Regions from separate parts of the Homo sapiens genome. Here region 1 is linked to region 2. Evidence: chromatin contacts called from ENCODE Hi-C or POLR2A ChIA-PET data. All regions are on one chromosome and are shown on one strand. Each heading gives the region's core, a stretch centred on a gene start or an enhancer-like site at or near the end of the contact. The rest is flanking DNA. Distances are from core to core; before and after follow the strand shown. Region 1 has its middle 5.1 kb from the start of MIB2. Region 2 overlaps PLEKHN1 (pleckstrin homology domain containing N1).

The links. Hi-C counts contacts between places; a loop is a spot of excess contacts on that map. ChIA-PET counts read pairs that join two places held with the same protein, here RNA polymerase II (POLR2A). Pooled maps may share reads with other maps.
Region 1: a loop to region 2 is called in a pooled map, with 5 times the contacts of the local background. The contact joins two enhancer-like sites. A Hi-C loop is called at or near these places in 2 of 50 pooled maps. POLR2A ChIA-PET finds 5 or more read pairs at or near these places in 2 of 52 experiments (GM12878 and PC-3).

The regions. Positions count from the first base shown.
Region 1 is chr1:1,608,866-1,612,011 of GRCh38, reverse strand. No RefSeq gene overlaps it. Among named protein-coding and RNA genes, the nearest start is that of MIB2, 5.1 kb to the left of the region's middle. Within about 2 kb of position 1,896, at least 2 of the 41 ENCODE cell types and tissues checked have a DNase peak (open chromatin) inside an H3K27ac peak, as active enhancers do.
Region 2 is chr1:974,872-978,424 of GRCh38, reverse strand. PLEKHN1 (pleckstrin homology domain containing N1) reads right to left here. Exons shown (of 16, transcript NM_032129.3): 16 at 2,560-3,553. It overlaps PERM1 (PPARGC1 and ESRR induced regulator, muscle 1), which reads left to right. Exons shown (of 4, transcript NM_001394713.1): 3 at 1,801-1,926; 4 at 2,156-3,227. The coding sequence ends at 2,253. Among named protein-coding and RNA genes, the nearest start is that of PERM1, 5.4 kb to the left of the region's middle. Within about 2 kb of position 1,949, at least 10 of the 41 ENCODE cell types and tissues checked have a DNase peak (open chromatin) inside an H3K27ac peak, as active enhancers do.

The sequences.
Region 1 (3,146 bases), core at 647-3,146, 630 kb before region 2:
CTATGGTTCCAGCTACTCTGGGGGCTGCGGTGGGAGGATCGTTTGAGCCTGGGAAACGGAGGCTGCAGTGAGCTGAGATCGCACCACTGCACTCTAACCTGGGCAACAGAATGAAGCCCTCTTTAAAAAAAAGAAGAGCCCGGGCGTGGTGGCTCACGCCTGTAATCCCAGCAGTTTGGGAGGCCGAGGCGGGCGGATCAGGAGGTCAGGAGTTCGAGACCAGCCTGAGGAACGTGGTGAAACCCCGTCTCTTACTAAAAACACAAAAATTACCTGGGCGTGGTGGCACACGCCTATAATCCCAGCTACTCAGGAGGCTGAGGCAGGAGAATCACTTGAATCCGGGACGCAGAGGCTGCAGTGAGCCAAGATTGCGCTGTTGCACTCCAGTCTGGGCAGCGAGAGCAAAACTCTGTCTCCAAAAAAAAAAAAAAAAAAAAAGAAGGAGGAAAGAATGTCTTATTCAGAGTTTGGCTTTTCTGTTAACAGCTGTTTCCTGGAATCTGCGTCCTCCTCCTTCTGGCTTTACTCCTTTACTTTGCTGAAGTAAGACCCCTAGTAACTTCCTGGGGAGGGCCCATGTCTGGACAGTTGCTTATTCTACTGGAAGGTTCACCAGAGCCCCTGCTTTCTCTCTGTGTCCTGCCTGAGAAGCACAGAGCCTGGCCCACTGCATGCTTTCCCTGCAGTCTTGAAGCCCGGCCAGGACCTTGAGTATTCTCAGTTACTGATGAACTAGGTTGTTGTCTGAAACACTGAGAGATCAAACATGTTGCTAAATATGTGGAAACAAGAGTCACATTTCTTAAATCCTCCTGTAAAACTCTCCACTCTAGCCCCTGGGTGCAGGCATTCCTAGGTGGAACCTCTCCATCTCTTGCTGTCAGCCCGAGGATGTGCTGCCTCCCTCTGTACATAAATTCCCCGAACAAATGCTTTGGGCCGATCACCCTGGCGTTTAGTGCTTCTTTTCTTTGGGACCAACCAGCCCCACCTCAGGATGGTTTGAGGCAGTCCCTTGTTGGAACTTGCCTGCTGCCACTTTTGGGGTGATTCTAGCTGTGGGCTGGAGGGATGAAACAGCAGCGTCGGCAGGATTCCAAAGAAATGGGCCGAGGGAACCAGAAGCAATGGGGAGACCCCCGGATGGCCACAAGATCCCTGCAGCCTGCTTGCTTCACGCCATCTCCTTGTACAGCAGCCTTAGGATTAAAACTCTCTTTCTGCTGCAACCCGTGGTGTTGGCGCAGTGACATTCCATGCATCAGGAAATGGGCCCGCTATGGCCACAACAGCAGAGAGATGACTCTCCAAAGAGTTTCTCCAGGAATGACGGGGAATTGCAGTTTGGGATATGCGTGCTATGGCAGACCACAGGCACATCCAGAGAGGCTGGGACAGGGGAAGCTTCTAAAAAAACAGAAAGGAGAAGCCCACCTAAGCTGCTTTGAAGCAAAGAGCATAGGTGACGGGGACTTTGTGTTAGTCCATTCTCACGGTCTTACGAAGAACTGCCTGAGACTGGGTAATTTATAAAGGAAAGAGGTTTACCTGACCCACAGTTCCACGTGGCTCAAGAAACTTAACAATCACAGCAGAAGGGGAAGTAAACACATCCTTCACCTGGCTGCAGGAGAGAAACCTGCTGAGCAAAGGGGAAAAGCTCCTTATAAAACTACCAGATGTCCTGAGAACTCACTGTCACGAGAACAGCATGGGGGTAACTGGCCCCATGATTCAATTACCTCCCACCAGGTCCCTCCCACAACACGTGGGGATTGTGGGAAATGCAAGATGAGATTTGGATGGGGACACAGCCAAACTGTATCAGGCTTGTTGCAGGAGTTGGCATTCATCTGGAGGTGAAGACGGCCCTTGTCAGGCAAGCGTCCTCGTGCAGGCAGCTTAGCGGCAGTACTGTGGTTTTGAGAAATTCCGTAGTTTCTTTCCTGGCACACCTGGGAGAGCCCGTCCTTCGTGGCCTCCTGGCTCCATTTTTCAGGGTTTGACATAAGTGACTCCATTTTGGTACTGGCCACTTTTGCACTGGAGATCCACAGATAATGTCTTCCAGGCTGAGGTCTGTCACTCCCACAGGTGCACGGCTGAGCTAACTGCCACGTGTGTGGCCTTAGGCCCCTCAGCAGCCAGGACAATATGTTTTTTCTTTTTTCTTTTCTTTTTTTTTTTTTGAGACAGAGTTTCCTTCTTGTTGCCCAGGTGGGATTGCAGTAGCGCAATCTTGTCTCACTACAACCTCCACCTCCTGGGTTCAAGTGATTCTCCCGCCTCAGCCTCCCGAGTAGTTGGGACTACAGGCGTGCATCACCACAACCAGCTAATTTTTGGATTTACTATTAATACAGATGGGGTTTCACCATGTTGGCCAGGCTGGTCTTGAACTCCTGACCTCAAGTGATCCACCTGCCTCGGCCTCCCTAAGTGCTGAGATTACAGACGTGAGCCACCGCACCTGGCCGGTACCTTTTTTTTTTTTTTTTTGAGACAGAGTCTCACTGTGTTGCCCAGGCTGGAGTGCAGTGGCACTATCTTGGCTCACTGCAACCTCCGCCTCCCAGGTTCAAGTGATTCTTCTGCCTCAGCCTCCAGAGTAACTGGGACTACAGACGCGTGCCAGCACGCCTGGCTAATTTTTGAGTTTTTGCAGTAGAGACGGGATTTCACCATGTTGGCCAGGCTGGTCTTGAACTCCTGACCTCAAGTGATACACCCACCTTGGCCTCCAATAGTGCTGGGATTACAGGCGTGAGCCACTGCGTCCGGCCGGTACCTACTTTTTTTTTTTTTTTTTTTTGAGACAGAGTCTCGCTCTGTCACTCAGGCTAGAGTGCAGTGGCACGATCTCGGCTCACTGTAAGCTCCGCCTCCTGGGTTCATGCCATTCTCCTGCCTCAGCCTCCTGAGTAGCTGGGACTACAGGCGCCCGCCACCACGCCCAGCTAATTTTTTTGTGTATTTTTTGTAGAGACGGGGTTTCACCATGTTAGCCAGGCTGGTCTTGATCTCCTGACCTCATGATCTGCCCGCCTCGGCCTCCCAAAGTCTTGGGATTACAGGCATGAGCCACCGTGCCCGGCCGCAGTTACCTACTTTTATAACATATTTGTGGACCAGATTTGGCCCCT
Region 2 (3,553 bases), core at 700-3,199:
TGACTCCGACAGACGCGTCCAGGGCGGGCGGTTCCCGGGGCAGGCGGTTCCCGGGGCAACCAGTTCTCAGGAAGACGTGTCCATGACAGAGGGGTTTCGGGAAGACGTGTCCAGGGTAGACGTGTCCAGCACAAATGTATCTTAGGACAGACATGTCCCATGATGGATGTATCTGGGGCAGGCGGTTCCCGGGGCGGGCGTGTGCGGGGCAGGCAGTTCCCAGGCCAAGAGTGTGCAGGGTTAGGGTGGGGCAGGCGGTTCCTGGGGTTGGAGGGGGAGGCAGGCGGTTCCCGGGGCGGCCGTGTGCGGGGCAGGTGGTTCCCGGGGTTGCGGGGGAAGCGGCTCCCGGGGCAGGCAGTTCCTGGGGTTGGGGGGGGTTGGGAGGCGGTTCCTGGGGTTGGGGGGGGTTGGGAGGCGGTTCCTGGGGTTGGGGGGATTGGGAGGCGGTTCCCGGGGTTGGTCGGTGGGGGCAGGCGGTTCCCGGGGTTGCGGGGTGGTGGGAGGCGGTTCCCGGGGTTGCGGGGGGAGTGGGAGGCGGTTCCCGGGGTTGGGGGTGGTGGGAGGCAGTTCCCGGGGTTGGGGGGATTGGGAGGCGGTTCCCGGGGTTGGTGGGGGTGGGAGGCAGTTCCCGGGGTTGGGGGGATTGGGAGGCGGTTCCCGGGGTTGGTGGGGGTGGGAGGCGGTTCCCGGGGTTGGTCGGTGGGGGCAGGCGGTTCCCGGGGTTGCGGGGGGAGCGGGAGGCGGTTCCCGGGGTTGGTGGGGGGAGCGGGAGGCGGTTCCCGGGGTTGGTGGGGGGAGCGGGAGGCGGTTCCCGGGGTTGGTGGGGGGAGCGGGAGGCGGTTCCCGGGGTTGGTGGGGGGAGCGGGAGGCGGTTCCCGGGGTTGGTGGGGGGAGCGGGAGGCGGTTCCCGGGGTTGGTGGGGGGAGCGGGAGGCGGTTCCCGGGGTTGGTGGGGGGAGCGGGAGGCGGTTCCCGGGGTTGGTGGGGGGAGCGGGAGGCGGTTCCCGGGGTTGGTGGGGGGAGCGGGAGGCGGTTCCCGGGGTTGGTGGGGGGAGCGGGAGGCGGTTCCCGGGGTTGGTGGGGGGAGCGGGAGGCGGTTCCCGGGGTTGCGGGGGGAGTGGGAGGCGGTTCCCGGGGTTGGTCGGTGGGGGCAGGCGGTTCCCGGGGTTGGCGGGGTGGTGGGAGGCGGTTCCCGGGGTTGGTGGGGGGAGCGGGAGGCGGTTCCCGGGGTTGGTGGGGGGAGCGGGAGGCGGTTCCCGGGGTTGGTGGGGGGAGCGGGAGGCGGTTCCCGGGGTTGGTGGGGGGAGCGGGAGGCGGTTCCCGGGGTTGCGGGGGGAGCGGGAGGCGGTTCCCGGGGTTGGTGGGGGGAGCGGGAGGCGGTTCCCGGGGTTGGTGGGGGGAGCGGGAGGCGGTTCCCGGGGTTGCGGGGGGAGTGGGAGGCGGTTCCCGGGGTTGCGGGGGGAGTGGGAGGCGGTTCCCGGGGTTGGCGGGGGGAGTGGGAGGCGGTTCCCGGGGTTGGCGGGGGGAGTGGGAGGCGGTTCCCGGGGTTGGCGGGGGGAGTGGGAGGCGGTTCCCGGGGTTGGCGGGGGGAGTGGGAGGCGGTTCCCGGGGTTGGCGGGGGGAGTGGGAGGCGGTTCCCGGGGTTGGCGGGGGGAGTGGGAGGCGGTTCCCGGGGTTGGCGGGGGGAGTGGGAGGCGGTTCCCGGGGTTGGTGGGGGTGGGGGCAGGCGGTTCCCGGGGCGGGCGTGTGCGGGGCCATCTCTGAGTGCAGCCGTGGGGCTGAAGGTGAGCTTCTGTCCTAGGGGAGCTCCGGGGGCCTGTCCCATCATTTGCCTTCAGCCAGAATGACATGTGCCTGGTGTTTGTAGCTTTTGCCACCTGGGCTGTGAGGACGTCAGATCCGCATACCCCAGACGCCTGGAAAACAGGTTTGGGTGCCTGGGGGCAGAGGGAGCTGCGCCTAGAAGCCAGACCGAGGGGCGCTGGCAGGACGAGGGGTGCACGGGGGCCCCGGGGCTCACCCCTGACCTGCTCCCCCCAGGCTGAGCTGCGGCCCTGGCCGCACCGACCTTGCCCGCCCTTTGAGGGCTGGGTCTTGCGGGCAGACGGTGCCGACAGCCAGGCTGGCCCTCAGAAGAGCCTGTGCTTCTCTTGCAGCCTTGCTGGCCAACGTCGGCACCATCTCTGCCATCCGCTACTTCCGCCGGCAGGTGGGGCAAGGGCGCCGCAGCCACAGCCCCAGCCCCAGCTCCTAGGAGCCAGGCCCGGGCCAGGGAGATGCAGGATGAGGAGACGACCACAGGCGCCCAGGGCAGGACGAGGTGCCGCCCTCGCCCGGGCCCTCTGACCCCTCTCTTCTACCGCGTCCAGGAGGGGGGCGTGTCCTGGTGCTGCTCCCTCCGACTCACCTGAGGATCCAGCCAGTGACCACGGCCACTCCCCACGCCTGGGAGGGAGGTGCTAAAGTCTGGGTGGGTGGAGGGCAGGCAGGTGGCTGGGTAGGAGGGTGGCCAGATTCACAGATGAGAACACAGGGCATTCGGTTAATTTCAGACAGGCAATAGTGGGGAGGTCATTTTACTAAGAAGTTGTTGTTTATCTGAAATCAAATGCAACCGCACCCTGCGTTTCTTCTGGGGTGCAGGGGGAGCTGAGTGGCAGGACAGGACTTGGACCTCGGAGGGGTCTGAGCAGCAAGACACTCCGGCTGGAGCTCTGGGCAGAGGCAGGGGAGAGGACACAGGGTGGCCTCAAAGAGGGGATGGGCAGCCTCCTCACAGGTGGGCTGGGCTGGCAAGGGCTCCAAGGCCCATCACTCTTGATCCTCAAAGGACTGTGGCCAAGGCCTCTGCGGGCTCTGGCCTGAGACAGCGAAGGCTCTGCCTGCCCCTCCCCAGTGCAGCAGCCCCTGCAGGGTGGGGGTCTGTGGCAGAGCCGCGAGCCCCTCCCCGGGAGCCCTGGGTGCAGGTGCAGAGGGAGAATTCGGTGGCCTCAGATGGAGGGCTGGGCTCCTGGGGTTGTCCCGGGGGCTCCTGTGGGGCAGCTGGGGACCCACAGCCAAGAGGAGTCAGAGATGAGGTGGGAAGGTCGGTGAGGGGCCCGAGGTGGCAGAGGAAGGGGGCTGCCTGGCTGGGTGCTGGGTGGGGGTCCTCAAGACTGTGGGAGACCCTGGCTGCTGAGCAGAGAACACATGGATGCAGCACCAATAAAATTCTATCTTTTCTTTTTCTTTCTTCCTTTTCTTATTCTCTCTCTCTCTTTCCTTCTCTTCTCTTCTCTCTTCTCTTCTTTTCTCTCTTCTCCTCTCTCTCTTCTCTCTTTTTTCTTTCTCGTCCGGTGGTGTCAACGTCTCCCGTGCTGCCCTGTGGTGCGCGCCAGGCCACACAAGGACCCACCCACCCTCCTCCTCGGGGCACCCTGGCTTGTGCTCCTCACACCTTGCTGACCTGTGACCCTCATGCCCTCTGACCTCACATACTCTGACCCTGCTGACCTTTCTCTGTCCTCCGACCTTCACGCCCGTGCTGCCCTCCCACTCCCAGCGAGTCTCCTCCC